Regions from separate parts of the Homo sapiens genome. Here region 1 is linked to region 2. Evidence: chromatin loops called from intact Hi-C (ENCODE). Cell type or tissue: dorsolateral prefrontal cortex. All regions are shown on one strand. Each heading gives the region's core, and the rest is flanking DNA. Links, peaks and the distances in the headings are about the cores only. Region 1 holds the start of MIR3940 (microRNA 3940). Region 2 overlaps TUBB4A (tubulin beta 4A class IVa).

Evidence for each region. Peaks named below come from ENCODE experiments on the same cell type or tissue, not always from the same donor. Only the 100,000 strongest peaks of a DNase experiment are listed, where the experiment ranks them.
Region 1: it touches region 2 in a loop (2.5-fold over the local background); 11 of 110 quality-filtered maps call a loop at or near these places.

What each region holds. Positions count from the first base shown.
Region 1 is chr19:6,413,708-6,421,981 of GRCh38, reverse strand. KHSRP (KH-type splicing regulatory protein) reads left to right here. Exons shown (of 19, transcript NM_001366299.1): 3 at 294-332; 4 at 665-704; 5 at 1,511-1,560; 6 at 1,838-1,909; 7 at 2,722-2,779; 8 at 3,106-3,280; 9 at 3,401-3,499; 10 at 3,903-4,001; 11 at 4,141-4,243; 12 at 4,895-4,995; 13 at 5,100-5,244; 14 at 5,332-5,492; 15 at 5,575-5,684; 16 at 6,086-6,174; 3 more. The coding sequence ends at 6,958. It overlaps MIR3940 (microRNA 3940), which reads left to right and starts at 5,471; the gene lies at 5,471-5,572. In dorsolateral prefrontal cortex, for the core only: a CTCF peak has its summit at 4,057 (motif pointing right); a DNase peak (open chromatin) is centred at 4,071; H3K4me3 peaks cover 712 bases; H3K27ac peaks cover 2,196 bases.
Region 2 is chr19:6,493,375-6,501,633 of GRCh38, reverse strand. It overlaps TUBB4A (tubulin beta 4A class IVa), which reads left to right. Exons shown (of 4, transcript NM_006087.4): 2 at 11-119; 3 at 237-347; 4 at 5,413-7,315. The coding sequence ends at 6,470. Among named protein-coding and RNA genes, the nearest start is that of TUBB4A, 4.8 kb to the left of the region's middle. In dorsolateral prefrontal cortex, for the core only: no CTCF peak of the experiment used is centred there; no DNase peak of the experiment used is centred there; H3K4me3 peaks cover 5,969 bases; H3K27ac peaks cover 3,662 bases.

The DNA.
Region 1 (8,274 bases), core at 1-8,000, 80 kb after region 2:
CTGTTATCCACGACACCCTCCCTGCTAGAGGCAGGTCCTGTCCTAAACCGGGAGGACTCAGGTGCCTGGTGGTGGTTGCGTGTTCTGAAGGCTTTTTTACTCTGAGCGTTGGTGGCGGAATTGGCGGGGTCTGGCCTCCCTCAGGGGCCAGTCTCTCCTGGGCTCCTGTCTCAGCTCCTGTTAAGGGTGGGGGCCGAGGGGCACTGTTTACCTTGGACATGTGGCACCAGCATCAGGTTCGAGGCGGCCGTGGGTGGGTGGGTGCTGCATCTGCCATCCTCTCTCTTTCCCAGATCAACCGGAGAGCAAGAAGCTGGCTTCCCAGGGAGACTGTAAGTCCAGGGGGTCTGGTGGCAGATATGTGGCTTCAGAGGGTTGAGGTTTTCAGGAGTCAGGAGCTGGAAGCACTGAGGAGGTGGCAGCTCTTTACAGAGGCCCCTGGTGCTTCATTCTGGGGCCCATACGTTTGAGGGATCCCAGGAACCCTGAAATTGAGGGAGATGAGCTCTGTGCTTTTATGGGGAGGAATCCACAGCATCCATGAGGCACTGGAGCAGGCTGGGGACCGTGGTGCCGGGCTCAGCTCCCACTGACCCGGGGCAGGCAGTGCCAAGTGCCCGAGGAGGAGCTAAGCCAGTCTTTGCTTTGGGTTTTCTCTCTACAGCAATCAGTTCTCAACTTGGACCCATCCATCCTCCCCCAAGGTAAGCCATGGTGGGGCCCACACTGCTTTCTTGTCTGTTGGCCAGCAGACTGGCCTTTCTGCTGACTTGGGAGGGCTCTGACTGGGGGCACATCTCTCAGGTTTTATCCCCCAGTGCCAGTTGACCAGAGTGCTCAGACGGGAATGAGGCAGAGGAGCTGTGTCCGTTCCTCGTACCCCTTGTCTGAAGGGCTGTGGGAGGGGAGCGTCGTGGCAGTCACTGTAGTGATAGGGTGGTCTCCGCACCCTATGGCTTCCTCCGCTGGGGTGGGGACTCTGAGCAGCACAAATGTCGTCTTCCTGGAAGAGGCTAGGAGGGCCTTGCTTCCCTCCCTCACACATCTGCAAGTGCCCATCCCACTCAGTGCTGTGGAGCTCAGGGCTCTTTGCCACCTCTTTGCCCCACCAGATGGACTGAGGTGAACCTGACACAGGGCAGTTGTCAGGGGTCATTTTTTGTTTGTTTGTTTTTAATGGGCCAGTAGTTTCATAAAATACTAGGAAAATAAGATGAAAAGGACATACAGCCAGCTTTTTAGAACTGAGAGACATAGAGTGACTGTCAGCTTGCTACTCAGTGCTCCCTCTCGCCCTGAATCAATGGGACGGCACCAGGCCAAGGCCCACAATGCCCAGAGCAAGCCTCTCGGGGCACAGATGGGGAAACTGAGGCCTTGGCAGTTTTGTGGCCTGTGTGGTCAGACTCTGCTTAGACCTATGGTGGCCTTGGCTTCAAGTAGACCTTCCAGAGCTGCTGTCCTCCTCCCTTCCCACTTGAGGACTGACCTTTGGCGTGTCTCTTTACAGGACTTCAATGACAGAAGAGTACAGGGTCCCAGACGGCATGGTGGGCCTGAGTGAGTGTGGGTCACCTTGGGTGGGGAGGCCCACTCTTCCCCAGGAGGAAGTGTCCTGTGAGCTCCTGCCAGCCCAGAAGCCCTGGTCTGAGAGGGCTCCTATGTGCTGTTCTCATTTGTCCCTCCTTCGTCCCCTCTGGGCAGAGGACAGGAGCTCTCTAGAGGACTGCTGCCCTCCTGAACGTCAGAGGGGCTGGGGCCCCGGCCACACAGTCTCCTGAGGCCTGGGCTCCCTTCCCTCATCACGCTTTGCTTTTCTCCTTCTTTCTCCATCCAGTCATTGGCAGAGGAGGTGAACAAATTAACAAAATCCAACAGGATTCAGGCTGCAAAGTACAGATTTCTCCAGGTATAAGAGCGTCAGGTTCCTGCCAGAGTGGGGGCCAGGGTTGGGCCCTTTGCACTTTCCTTTAATTACTTAATTTCCACGGGGACTGTGGACAGGAAGCGAGCTGGCGCTTGTTGGTGCTTACTACGGACCAGGCTCAGTGCAGTATCTCACTCCACTAGTACTGCCCACGGGGCACAGCTGTGACTTTTTTTATTTTCAGTGGGTGGGTATGGACTGAGGTGGCAGGGCTAGCATTTCGCACAGGGGCCTGGTTCCAGACACCGAGCTTCGACGCACTGCACTGACCTGCCGCGTGGGTGAAAGCACCCCGGCAAGACTGCGTGAGACAGGGTGGTGCCTTGGACAGAGGGGTCACTCTGAGGTCAGGCCCAGGAGCAAATCCCGGTTCTGGCTGCACATCTGCTCTCAGGCAATGTAGTTACCTTTCGAATCTCAGAGTCCTGAGCTACAGAAAGCCTGCTGGGTAGGGGGTTCTGAGGCTTCCTTGGGCGTGTAGCACGTGTTGTCTATAGAAGCGGCTCTGGTCATCATTGGTAGTGGGGGTGGCCGGCTCCTGGACCTTCTGGAATCTGCAACTCCCTCCACCTCATCCTTTTCCCTTAAAGTCCTACCTCCCTTCTGGGATCTCTTCCCAACCTTGGCCTTGCATCGAGCAGCCTCCCAGGTGTTTAGGGGAAGTAAACTGATCTGTCAGGCACTGAATGGGACAGAAGTGGCCCTTGGTTGTTCTGAAAGTTTCCTCGTGTCCAAGGCAGGCCTTTCTCTGCCTGTGGGCCAGGGAGGGCACTGACTCTATCTCCTCTTTTCAGACAGCGGTGGCCTACCCGAGCGCAGTGTGTCCTTGACAGGAGCCCCAGAATCTGTCCAGTAAGTCCCCACAGGGCCTCTCATTGTGATGTGGGGGGCAGGCAGAAGCCTGCTCTGTCCGTTTGAATTGAAAGTTGGGAGCAACTTGCACGCCATGTCCTCCATTCTTGCCCCCATCTCCAGACAGCCATGTTAACATGAGGCTGATTCCCCGGCAGCCCAAGACCTGGGGAACCTGGAGCCTGAACAGCCCCTGTGACTGGCCCCTCTTCCCTGTCATCCTTGCACACTCTGGGGTCGCCTTCCCTTTGAGCTGGGTGGGCCACCAGACCAGTACCTTTCTCCAGCGGTGGCACCCGCTCATCCCCCGCTCCTCCCCTTCCCAGGAAAGCCAAGATGATGCTGGATGACATTGTGTCTCGGGGTCGTGGGGGCCCCCCAGGACAGTTCCACGACAACGCCAACGGGGGCCAGAACGGCACCGTGCAGGAGATCATGATCCCCGCGGGCAAGGCCGGCCTGGTCATTGGCAAGGGCGGGGAGACCATTAAGCAGCTGCAGGTGAGGGCAGCACCTGGGCAGCTTCCTCTGCATCCGTGTGCCACACCCCACCGCCACCACCACAGCAGCCCAGGAAGTCCTGGGAGAGCCCAGCACTAACGGTTAACCTTGCTTGTAAAGGAACGCGCTGGAGTGAAGATGATCTTAATTCAGGACGGATCTCAGAATACGAATGTGGACAAACCTCTCCGCATCATTGGGGATCCTTACAAAGTGCAGGTGAGCACGCCCTGGGGTGGTGGAGGGGGTTCTGGAGAGGCACGGGCAGGTGGGCAGGGCCAGCGGTCTCGGGGTCTGCATTCCGCCAGAGAGATATGTGAACAGTCGGTCATAACACCAAGAGGCTTGCAAGAGCGCTGGCTCGTAGGATGGCCCTGAACTGACTCCCAGCTTTGTGTGTGTGAGGCACCGGCCTCACCTCTGACCTTCTGCTTTTTTATCTGGAAACGGGGCTGCTGGTAGTGCCTCCCCATTAAAGTGGCAGGTAGAGAGCTCAGTAGGGTGCTGTGCTGGGCTCACCCAGGGTTCGTGGGTCCTTAGTTGAGGCCCGCACCCCCGAGGAGGTGGGGGGGTGTGGGGCAGCAGGGCTCACCCATGGGGGCTGCTTCCTGTGTGTTTGCAGCAAGCCTGTGAGATGGTGATGGACATCCTCCGGGAACGTGACCAAGGCGGCTTTGGGGACCGGAATGAGTACGGATCTCGGATTGGCGGAGGCATCGATGTGAGTGTGGGCCCTGCCTTCACCCCCCTCTCCCCCGCCAGTGGAGGGAGGGGCCGGGGTGAGTGGCTCCTTGTGGCCAGTGGGCAGCAGAGGGCAGCAGAGCTGCGGGCCGAGCTGACGCTGCTGCCTCCCTCCCCAGGTGCCAGTGCCCAGGCATTCTGTTGGCGTGGTCATTGGCCGGAGTGGAGAGATGATCAAGAAGATCCAGAATGATGCTGGCGTGCGGATACAGTTCAAGCAAGGTCAGGGCCTGGCCCACCCTGCCCCTGGCCAGTGCACCCCCACCCTCTTTGGGAGGCAGGCTCTGAGGGAGCTGGGCACCGTGGTCAGCCAGGTGGCCTCCATAGCACCTCACGGCTCTTAGTCCAGCCGTCAGAACATGGCCAGTCCCTTCTCTTCTCTGGGACAGACACATGAGGGCTTTCCACATCCAGGGGGAACGTGTGTTCCTATCCCTATCAGATCTCCTCTTCCTCCCCCTACGATGGAGCCTATCCTGACAGGACAGCCCTGGGTGCCCCGCAGGCTGGATCAGGGCACTCCACCTCAGCTCTGGGCTCTTGCCAGTCCTCAGGCAGTCTCTGAGCTGCCTGCCGTGGGGAGAAGGGCCCCTCTGGCTTTTCAGAGATTTATTGTTCTGTAAAATCTCTCAGTGCTGGGGGTGCTGTGTGCTGGAAGAAGCTTGAGCCACCTCCTGGCTTGGCCGTGGGTTTCCTTCTCTGGGAATGTGGGCCGCCTCCCCCTCAATCCCTGAGCGAGTGGAGGCTGGGAGCGGCGCAGCGCGTCTGAGATCTCAGGCCGGCGTGGTGTCTGCGCTGGAGGCGGCGTTGCAGGGCTCTGGGGTGGGCTCTTCTTTTAAACTTGTGTCTCTGCTCTCTCGGTGCTGGCCTCAGATGACGGGACAGGGCCCGAGAAGATTGCTCATATAATGGGGCCCCCAGACAGGTGCGAGCACGCAGCCCGGATCATCAACGACCTCCTCCAGAGCCTCAGGGTAGGTGGCCCCGGGTGCTGAAGGGGCTGGCAGGGCCTCCAGGGGAGTGCAAGACCAGACCGGCTTCCAGGGTTCATCATCCTCCTCCTCCTCTTGTCTTGCAGAGTGGTCCCCCAGGTCCTCCAGGGGGTCCAGGCATGCCCCCGGGGGGCCGAGGCCGAGGAAGAGGCCAAGGCAATTGGGGTCCCCCTGGCGGGGAGATGACCTTCTCCATCCCCACTCACAAGTGTGGGCTGGTCATCGGCCGAGGTGAGTGTGGCCCCCTGCACCCTATCCCTTGCCCCCTCTTCCCTGGGCCATCACTGCAGGCCACCTTCACCTTCTGCGTTTCTGCAGGTGGCGAGAATGTGAAAGCCATAAACCAGCAGACGGGAGCCTTCGTAGAGATCTCCCGGCAGCTGCCACCCAACGGGGACCCCAACTTCAAGTTGTTCATCATCCGGGGTTCACCCCAGCAGATTGACCACGCCAAGCAGCTTATCGAGGAAAAGATCGAGGTGGGTTGGGGCGGGCTCTGGGGATTTGGTCTCACAGCCCGGATCCCAGCCCACTTACCTTGGTTACTCTCCTTCCTTCTAGGGTCCTCTCTGCCCAGTTGGACCAGGCCCAGGTGGCCCAGGCCCTGCTGGCCCAATGGGGCCCTTCAATCCTGGGCCCTTCAACCAGGGGCCACCCGGGGCTCCCCCACAGTGAGTATCCTCTGCCTCCTGGGTTTTGAGGCCGGGGGCTTACTGAGCTGGCAAGAAGAATAGCAGACCCCATTTCCCTTTCCCTAGAAGTGCAGGCGGGGGGCCTCATCCAGCCCATTTTTGTGGATACCATCAACAGGCCCTCTCCTGTCTACTGGTAGAGCATGTGCCTTTCAGCATCCCTCTGTGCACGTGCAAGTTTCGCGGCTTCTTTCATGTCCTCAAGCTGACGCTGCGCGTCCTTCGAGTTGCTTCTTGTCTAGGCCTTTCCCAGGCGCCCCGTTGAGCCTGGTGGTCTGGGTCTCTGGCGCCTCCCCACTGAAAAACATCCCCACCCCAGGTGGTCCGGCTGCGGCCACCCCCGCACCACTGCTCAAGCATCCCTTTCTTCTCTCCTGCAGTGCCGGGGGGCCCCCTCCTCACCAGTACCCACCCCAGGGCTGGGGCAATACCTACCCCCAGTGGCAGCCGCCTGCTCCTCATGACCCAAGTAAGTGATGGGCCACCTGGCGGAGGGCAGGCCCTGTTCTGTCCCCCCGTCTCACCCGAGGTATCTCCTGCAGGCAAAGCAGCTGCAGCGGCCGCGGACCCCAACGCCGCGTGGGCCGCCTACTACTCACACTACTACCAGCAGCCCCCGGGCCCCGTCCCCGGCCCCGCACCGGCCCCTGCGGCCCCACCGGCTCAGGGTGAGCCCCCTCAGCCCCCACCCACCGGCCAGTCGGACTACACTAAGGCCTGGGAAGAGTATTACAAAAAGATCGGTGAGTCTGCAGGGTGGCGGGGGGGCTCCAGCCCTGCCGGGGGAGTGGTTTCTGACCTGTCTCGGCGCCCGCACAGGCCAGCAGCCCCAGCAGCCCGGAGCACCCCCACAGCAGGACTACACGAAGGCTTGGGAGGAGTACTACAAGAAGCAAGGTGAGTGGCCACCATGCGGGGACAGGGGCAGGGGCAGCCCTCACCCACAGCCTCTCACCTGCCTTTGTCCACCCACAGCGCAAGTGGCCACCGGAGGGGGTCCAGGAGCTCCCCCAGGCTCCCAGCCAGACTACAGTGCCGCCTGGGCGGAATATTACAGACAGCAGGCCGCTTACTACGGACAGACCCCAGGTCCTGGCGGCCCCCAGCCGCCGCCCACGCAGCAGGGACAGCAGCAGGCAAGTGGGAATTGCCACCCTCCTCCTCCTCCTTTCTCCTTCCAACCCCCGGCCACCGTCCATCCTGCCTTAGTGGGTAGCGCCGGAAACCCCTTCCCCTGCGGGGTGTGCCCTTGATGCCTGCAGCGGGGGCCGTGTGGCCGGAGGTCTCCGGGAGTCCCCACGCACCGCCAGGGAAGCATTCGCTGGGTCCAGAGGTTAAACGAAGAGGCCTCCCTGCGCCGGCTGCTTGTTCCTGTGTGCCGCTGTCGTGATGCTGGGGAGCGCTGAGACTCGCAGGCGGGACTTCTGAACTGCTGGGGAGTCGGGGGGCAGGCAGACAGCGCGGACGGTGGGCACCGGCCCGGCCGCCACCACCTCGCTCACAATCTGGCCACTTGGGAAGAAAACGTCTATTTTTTCCCCTTCTCTGCATCACTTTTTTGGTTTTTGTTCTTTTTATTCTTTTATTTTTTAAACCCATGATCTTTTTTCCTGTGTCCAAGTGACTGTGTTGCAGGCGGCCTGGCTCTGGCAGGGACTGGTGGGGACGCGGGGAGCGGCCCAGGCCCCTGCCCCGCCGGGCTCAGCCTCCCATGCGCTCGCGCTTGCCTGTGTCCCGGGCTTGTCTGTGAAGTGGGCGTGAAGATCGTTGCCACCTTCCAACCTACCTCACAGGGGTGTTGTGGGGACACCATGATCTCTGGATTGTTCATGTCGTCGTGCTGCGCCGGGAGCCACCGCCCTCCGGAGACAGGGCAGCTCCCCTACGACCCTAGCGCCTCCGCCCTCCGCGGCCCCTCTCCTCTCTTCCTGCTCTGTCCCTCCTTCTCCATCAGGGAGCAGCGTGACTTCAGCGAGTCCCGCGAGCACCTGGCTAGACAGTTAACAAGCACGTCCTTCCAGCCTGAGCCAGCGCAGGTTTGGGAGGGGGCTTCCTGGCCCCCCCCACGGTGTTCCAGCCCCTCCTCTCTTCCGCCCCCTAGTCTCCCACCCTTCCCTCCCCGTAGTGACCAATTCCTATCTCTTCCCTCTCCGCAGGCTCAATGAATCGAATGAATGTGAACTTCTTCATCTGTGAAAAATCTTTTTTTTTTCCATTTTGTTCTGTTTGGGGGCTTCTGTTTTGTTTGGCGAGAGAGCGATGGCTGCCGTGGGGAGTACTGGGGAGCCCTCGCGGCAAGCAGGGTGGGGGGGACTTGGGGGCATGCCGGGCCCTCACTCTCTCGCCTGTTCTGTGTCTCACATGCTTTTTCTTTCAAAATTGGGATCCTTCCATGTTGAGCCAGCCAGAGAAGATAGCGAGATCTAAATCTCTGCCAAAAAAAAAAAAAAACTTAAAAATTAAAAACACAAAGAGCAAAGCAGAACTTATAAAATTATATATATATATATTAAAAAGTCTCTATTCTTCACCCCCCAGCCTTCCTGAACCTGCCTCTCTGAGGATAAAG
Region 2 (8,259 bases), core at 1-8,000:
CTCTCTCTAGTTTTGGGAGGTTATCAGTGACGAACATGGCATCGACCCCACAGGCACATACCATGGGGACAGTGACCTGCAACTGGAGAGGATCAACGTGTACTACAACGAGGCCACAGGTAGGGCGAAGGAGGCACCTTCCAGGTGGGAAGGGGCAGCTGGGAGGGAACAGGATGCTACCGGGCGCCTGTGGTTCCTGGCACGCATCGAACTGCCCTCCATCTGTTTCCCTGCAGGAGGAAATTATGTCCCCAGAGCGGTGCTGGTGGACCTGGAACCCGGCACCATGGACTCTGTCCGTTCTGGCCCCTTCGGTCAGATCTTTCGGCCGGACAACTTCGTGTTTGGTGAGTCCCCCAGCAGGGAGCCAGAGGCTGGAAAACCTCCTTATTCCTGCTAACACCACAGAGTCAACAGCCACCACCGGGGCCCACAGACCAGAGATGGGGTGGACAGGGCACCAGGCACCAGCCCTGCATCCAGGGCTGTGATGAGGGGATGCTCAGGCCACTGTGAGAGCCCTGAGGAGGGCGGATACAGAGAAGGATTCAGGGAAGTCTTCCTGGAGGAGGTGGCATTTTAATTCAACGGTCTGAACCGGAACCAGACTGCCTGGGTGCACATCCCAATTCTGCCACTTCATGCATTCAACAAACAGTGAGCACTCACTGCATACCAGGCCCTGTTCTAGAAGCTGGAGATCCAGGTAAGAATCAAACAGCCGGAGCTCCCTCTCTGCCCCAGTGCAGCTCCCATTCTGGTAGAAGGTGATAGGCCACAAAGGAGATAAATAAGTAAAGCTCTGCCAGGGGTTGATTCAGATGGATAACTTAGGATGGGCTCCTCAGCCTTTCTGGGCCTCAAAAATCCTCTTTTTTTTTTTTTTTTCAGACAGGGTCTGTCTGTCCTGCTGTCACCCAGGCTAGAGTGCAGTGGCATGATCACGGCTCACTGTCACCTCCACCTCTGGGCACACGTGATCCTCTTGCCTCAGTCTCCCAAGTAGCTGGACCTACAGGCATGCACCACCACACCCAGCTAATTTTTTAGTTTTCTTTGTAGAGAGGTGGGTCTCTCTATGTTGCCCATGCTGGTCTCAAACTCCGGGACTCAAACGATCCACCCAACTCAGCTCCCAAAGTGCTGGATTACAAGCATGAGCCACCTTGCCCGGCCTCCTCGTCTTTAAAACAGGGATTTCACTGGGCATGGTGGTTCATGCCTATAAACCCAGGACTTTGGGAGGCTGAGTCAGGAAGAGAGCTTGAGGTCAGGAGTTCGAGACCAGCCTGGGCACCATGGTGAGACCCTGTCTCTACAAAAAGAAAAAAATTTTAATTAGCTGAGTGAGGTGGTGTGCACCTGTAGTCACAGCTACTCGTGAGGCTAAGGTAGGAGAATCACTTGAGCCTGGGAGGTTGAGGCTGCCATGAGCTATGATGGTGCCACTGCACTCCAGCCTGAGCGATGGTGTGAGACCCCATCTCTAAAAAAGATCAAATAAAACAGGGATTCTAAAATGCTATTAGAATTGTGAGGCTCAGGGTGGGCACGGTGGCTCACACCTGTAATCCCAGCACTTTGGGAGGCCGAGGCGGGTGGATCACCTGAGGTCGGGAGTTTGAGACCAGCCTGACTAACATGGAGAAACCCCATCTCTACTAAAAATAAAAAATTAGCCAGGCATGGTGGCACATGCCTGTAATCCCAGCTACTCGGGAGGCTGAGGCAAGAGAATTGCTTGAACGGCAGAGGTTGTGGTGAGCCAAGATCATGACACTGCACCCCAGCGTGGGCAACAAGAGTGAAACTTCGTCTCCAAAAAAAAAAAAAAATTGTGAAGCTTAAAGTCATGAATATGTGTAGAGTTTAGAACAATGCCTGACACAGAGAAAGAGGTAAATAAGCATTTGTCGTTGTTTTCATTACTATCTGCAGTCTAGAATGTGAGTAGGATTTGGACTGGCCAAAGGGCATGGAAGGGAGGAAAGATGTTTAAGACGGAGGCAACAGCATATGTGAAGATAGTGGGGTGTCCACACCCTGGGACAATCCTTCCGGGAAAGCTTTCCTGGCTCCAGCTGGCTGCATGTCCCCACCCTGGCTCCACCCGCCTCCAATACTCCCAGCATGTAAGACGTGCTAAATGCAGGACCTGTCCTGCCTCTCTGAATCTTTTCCGCAACTCGCCTCTTACTTCCATTTTACAGGTGAGAAAACAGAGGCACAGAGACGTTAGGTCACTTGCAGAAAGTCACACTGCAAGCCACTGGGGCTGTCAGGAGCCAGAGGAGAGGGTCTGACTACTAGGTCCACGCTTTTTTTTTTTTTTGAGACGGAGTCTCCGTTGCCCAGGCTGGAGTGCAGTGACGCAACCTCCACCTCCCAGATTCAAGCGATTCTCCTGCCTCACGAGTAGCTGGGACTACAGGCATGCATCACCACACCTAGCTAATTTTTTGTATTTTTAATAGTGACGGGGTTTCGCCATGTTGGCCAGGCTGGTCTCCTATTCCTGACCTCTCAGGTGATCTGCCTGCCTCTGCTTCCCAAAGTGCTGGGATTACAGGCATGAGCAACCGCGCCTGGTCTGAGCCCACACTTTTAATGCTCCTCCCACCCCCTGGCCACCCAGAGGCCATAGAATCTCTTGGCCCAACTGTAAGCCCTCTGGTCCTCCTGAAATCACTCACACCATTTGGCCAATCTCATTTCATCTTGATTTCACCCAGCCATTTCCCAAGGACCTATGATGGGCCACGGCCACAAAACTGCATCATTATGTTTTGAAATCTTCCAACAGATCAGAAAGGGGAAGTCACTTGTCCAAGGTCACACAGTTTGTCTTGTCAGTCCCGAGAATCTGCAGTCTAAACCACCAGGCTCGGGAGGAGGAGGGAGGGGGTGACCAGAGGTGGCTTCTCTGAGGATGTGGCATTGAGCTGAGACCTGAAGGAAGTGAGGAAAAAGTCAGGTGAATACCTGGGGGGAAAGCATTCTAAGCAGCCAAGCCACTAGTGCAAAGGCCCCAGGGCAGGACCACACCTGGAAAGCTGGAGTAACAGCTGCGGCTGAAGCAGAGTGAGGGAGGGGATGGGGCAGGTCCGGCAGGGCCTTGTGGCCTGCAGGGAGGATTTGGGCTTTGACCCCAAGGTAGGTGGGAGCCATGGAGGGCTGTAGGCAGAGGAGGGACGGGACCTGACTTACTTGCTCTCAGGTGTCCTCTCGTGGGTACTGTGGAGAGGACAGACTGGGTGATAAGGGTAGGAGCCAGGGGACCAGGACAGAGGGAATTGAACTTATCCAGGAGGGTGATGCTGGAGCTGAACTAAGGTGGAGACAGATGAGGGGTGAAAGAAAACGTTAGCTGTTCACAGTAATACCGGCCAATATTCTTTTTTTTATTCCATTTTTTTTTTTTTTGAGACAAAGTCTCACTCTGTCGCCCAGGCTGGAGTGCAGTGGCGCGATCTCGGCTCACTGCAAGCTCCACCTCCTGGGTTCACGCCATTCTCCTGCCTCAGCCTCCCGAGTAGCTGAGACTACAGGCACCCACCACCACATCCAGCTAATTTTTTCTATTTTTAGTAGAGACGGGGTTTCACCGTGTTAGCCGGGATAGTCTTGATCTCCTGACCTCGCTATCCGCCCGCCTCGGCCTCCCAAAGTGCTGGGTTTACAAGCGTGAGCCACCACGCCTGGCCAATATTCTTCTTTTTTTTTTTTTTTTTTTTTGAGACGGAGTCTTGCTGTCGCCCAGGCTGGAGTGCAGTGGCACGATCTCGGCTCACTGCAGGCTCAGCCTCCCGAGTAGCTGGGACTACAGGCGCCCGCCACCTCGCCCGGCTAATTTTTTGTATTTTCAGTAGAGACAGGGTTTCACTGTGTTAGCCAGGATGGTCTCGATCTCCTAACCTCGCAATCTGCCCGCCTCGGCCTCCCTAAGTGCTGGATTACAGGCATGAGCCACTGCGCCTGGCCAATATTCTAATACTGATTCTTTTCCTCCGGGAGCTTGCATTCCACAGTGAGCTTGCAGACAATAAACATGATTAACAAGAAAACACAGGCCAAGCATGGTGGCTCACGCCTGTAATCCCAGCACTTTAGGAGGCCATGGCAGGTGGATTGCTCCAGCTCAGGAGTTCAAGAACAGCCTGGGCAACATGTCGAAACCCCACCTCTACAAAAAAAAGATACAAAAATTAGCCAGATCTGGTAGCATAAGCCTGTAGTCCCAGCTACTCAAAAGGCTGGGGCAGGAGGATCACTTGAACCTGGGAAGTCAAGGCTGCAGTGAGCCATGATTGCACCTCTGTACTCCAGCCTGGGCAACATACCAAGACCCTGCCTGAAAATGATATTATTATTAATAATGATGTTAAATATTAATCTTTTTATTGTTATTATTTATTTGTTTTAGAGACAGGGTCTTGCTCTGTCTCCCAGGCTGCAATGGTGTGATCATAGCTCACTGCAGCCTCCAACTCCTGGGCTCAAGCAATCTCCCACCTGAGCCCCCCTAGTAACTGGTACTACAGGTGTGCCACCACCATGACTGGCTAATTTATATATATATATATATATATATATATATATATATATATATTTTTTTTTTTTTTTTTTTTTTTTTTTTTTTGTAGAGACATGGCCTCACTAGGTTGCCCAGGCTAGTCTTGAACTGCTGGGCTCAAGCAATCCTCCCACCTCTGCCTCCCAAAGTGTTAGGATTACAGGCATGAGCCACTGTGCCCAGTCTTGGTTTTTTTTTAGGCAGGGGGCGGGGGAGTGTTTTGTGTGTATGTGTGTTTTTGAGATGGAGTCTCACTCCGTCACCCAGGCTGGAATGCAGTGGCTCAATCTTGGCTACCTGCAGCCTCCTCCTCCCAGGTTCAAGCAATTCTCTTGCCTCAGCCTCCCGAGTAGCCAGGGACTACGATCGCTCACCAGCACACCTGGCTATAATTGTTATTATTTATTATTATTATTATTATTATTATTTTGAGACGGAGTCTCGCTCTGTTGCCCAGGCTGCAGTGCAGTGGCACAATGTCGGCTCACTGCAAGTTCCGCCTCCTGGGTTCACGCCATTCTCCTGCCTCAGCCTCCCGAGTAGCTAGGACTACAGGCGCCCGCCACCACTCCCGGCTAATTTTTTTTGTAATTTTAGTAGAGACGGGGTTTCACCGTGTTAGCCAGGATGGTCTCGATCTCCTGACCTCGTGATCCGCCCACCTCGGCCTCCCAAAGTGCTGGGATTACAGGTGTGAGCCACCGCACCCGGCTATTTGTTATTATTTTTGATAGTTACTAGTATTCAACTACTAGAGGCCCTCCAGGTGGTGGAGAGACAGAGTCAAGGGTTGGGGCTCCCCATAACTGCATGTGTGTCCCCTCCCCTTCCCTCTCTAGGCCAATCCGGAGCCGGCAACAACTGGGCAAAGGGGCACTACACGGAGGGCGCAGAGCTGGTGGACGCTGTCCTGGACGTAGTCCGGAAGGAGGCCGAGAGCTGCGACTGCCTTCAGGGCTTCCAGCTGACCCACTCGCTGGGGGGTGGCACGGGGTCCGGAATGGGCACGCTGCTCATCAGTAAGATCCGCGAGGAGTTCCCAGACCGCATCATGAACACCTTCAGCGTGGTGCCCTCGCCCAAAGTGTCAGACACGGTGGTGGAGCCCTACAACGCCACGCTGTCTGTGCACCAGCTGGTGGAGAATACGGATGAGACCTACTGCATCGACAACGAGGCACTCTACGACATCTGTTTCCGCACCCTCAAGCTGACCACCCCCACCTACGGGGACCTCAACCACCTGGTGTCGGCCACCATGAGCGGGGTCACCACCTGCCTGCGCTTCCCGGGCCAGCTGAACGCCGACCTGCGCAAGCTGGCCGTCAACATGGTTCCCTTTCCTCGCCTGCACTTCTTCATGCCCGGCTTCGCACCCCTGACCAGCCGGGGCAGCCAGCAGTACCGGGCCCTGACGGTGCCCGAGCTCACCCAGCAGATGTTCGATGCCAAGAACATGATGGCGGCGTGCGACCCGCGCCACGGCCGCTACCTGACCGTGGCCGCCGTGTTCCGGGGCCGCATGTCCATGAAGGAGGTGGACGAGCAGATGCTGAGCGTGCAGAGCAAGAACAGCAGCTACTTCGTGGAGTGGATCCCCAACAACGTGAAGACGGCCGTGTGCGACATCCCGCCCCGCGGCCTGAAGATGGCCGCGACCTTCATCGGCAACAGCACGGCCATCCAGGAGCTGTTCAAGCGCATCTCCGAGCAGTTCACGGCCATGTTCCGGCGCAAGGCCTTCTTGCACTGGTACACGGGCGAGGGCATGGACGAGATGGAGTTCACCGAGGCCGAGAGCAACATGAATGACCTGGTATCTGAGTACCAGCAGTACCAGGACGCCACGGCCGAGGAGGGCGAGTTCGAGGAGGAGGCGGAGGAGGAGGTGGCCTAGGCTGCTCCCATCGCTTCCCACCTGTCCCCTCGAGGCTTCTGACCTTTGATCCGCTAGGCCCCCCATCTCTGAACCCTAGAGCCCCGCTTTCCCTCCAAGGCTGACTCCCCGCTGACCCTAACAATACCTTTGGAGCTCGCTTTACCTCTGGCTACTTCATCTCCGACCCTGGCTCCCCTTTGAGCCCTAATTTATCTTTAACCCCCTTGAGCTCTTCCAACCTTGACATTCCCAGGAGGAGCCCCGCTTCACCCCTTCTGACTCTGGAAACCGCACCTTTAACTTTGCAGACCTTCCTTCACCCCTGACTTCTGCTTCACCTTTGACCTCTGCCCCCCATGAATCCCATTTTACCTCTAGACCTATAAGTTCTGGTTTATGTTTGACCCCTCCCTCTGAGCTGCACTTCACCGCTGACCTTGCCTCACCTTTAACCCCCCACCTGAGCCCCAGCTCCTACCTCTGACCCCAACTTCTCTTTGATCTCTGAATCCCCTCTGACTCCAACTTCTCTTTCACCCTCTATGAGTCCCATTTTACTTCTACACCTGCAAGTCCTGGTTTATATTGGACCCCTCCCTCCGAGCTGCAGTTCACCTTTGACCTTGCCTCACCTTTCACCCCCCACCCCCCACAGCGTCAGCTCCTACCTCTGACCCCAGCTTCTCTCTGATTCCCACAGGCCCCATGCATCCTCCCTGCCTCACTCCCCTCAGCCCCTGCCGACCTTAGCTTATCTGGGAGAGAAACAAGGCCTGGTGCCTGTGAGGAAGAGAGGTCACCCCTACCCTCCCTCCCCGCTTCCCTGCCTCACCCTCAATAAATAAATTAATTGTTGTCATGGATGTTTCTGCCGAATCCCTCTTTCCTCTCTTACAGCAAGTGCGGGCTTTTCTCTACAGGATGGAGGAGGGTACCGATGACATCTCATCTCTGGATGGGGGGCGTGCTGGGGAGGGATCAGACGGGCCAGGCTAGGCCACCCACTAACCCTGAGGTTTTGACTAAGCCATTTGCCTTCTCTCAGCCTCGGTCTTCCCACCTGTAAAATGGGATCGTATGTTTTCCCCCAGGATCCCCCCACAACTGTTATAGGAATGGGGTCCCAATCCAGACCCCAAGAGAGGGTTCTTGGATCTCAAGAAAGAATTCAGGGCAAGTCCATAAAGTAAAAGCACGTTTATTAAGAAAGTAAAGGGGTAGGGCACGGTGGCTCACACCTGTAATCCCAACATTGGGAGGCTGAGGCAGGTGGATCACCTGAGGCCAGGAGAGACCAGCCTGGTCAACATGGCGAAATCCCATCTCTACTAAAAATAAAAAAATTCGCAGGGCGTGGTGGTGGGCGCCTGTAGTCCCAGGTACTCCGGAGGCTGAGGCAGGAGAATCGCTTGAACCTGGGAGGCAGAGGTTGCAGTGAGCCAAGATAACGCCACTGCACACCAGCCTGGCAACAGAGTGACACTCCGTCTCAAAAAATAATAATAATTAAATAAATAAATAAAGGAGCCAGGTGCAGTGGCTCATGCCTGTAATCCCAACACTTTGGGAGTCTGAGGTGGGTGGATCACCTGAGGCCAGGAGAGACCAGCCTGACCAACATGGTGAAACCCCAACTCTACTAAAAATGCAAAAATTACCTGGGCGTGGTGGCAGGCGCCTATAGTTCCGGCTACTTGGGAGGCTGAGGCAGGAGAATCACTTGAACCTGGGAGGCAGAGGTTGCAGTCAGCTGAGATGGCGCCACTGCACTCCAGCCTGGGTGACAGAGCGAGACTCCGTATCAAAA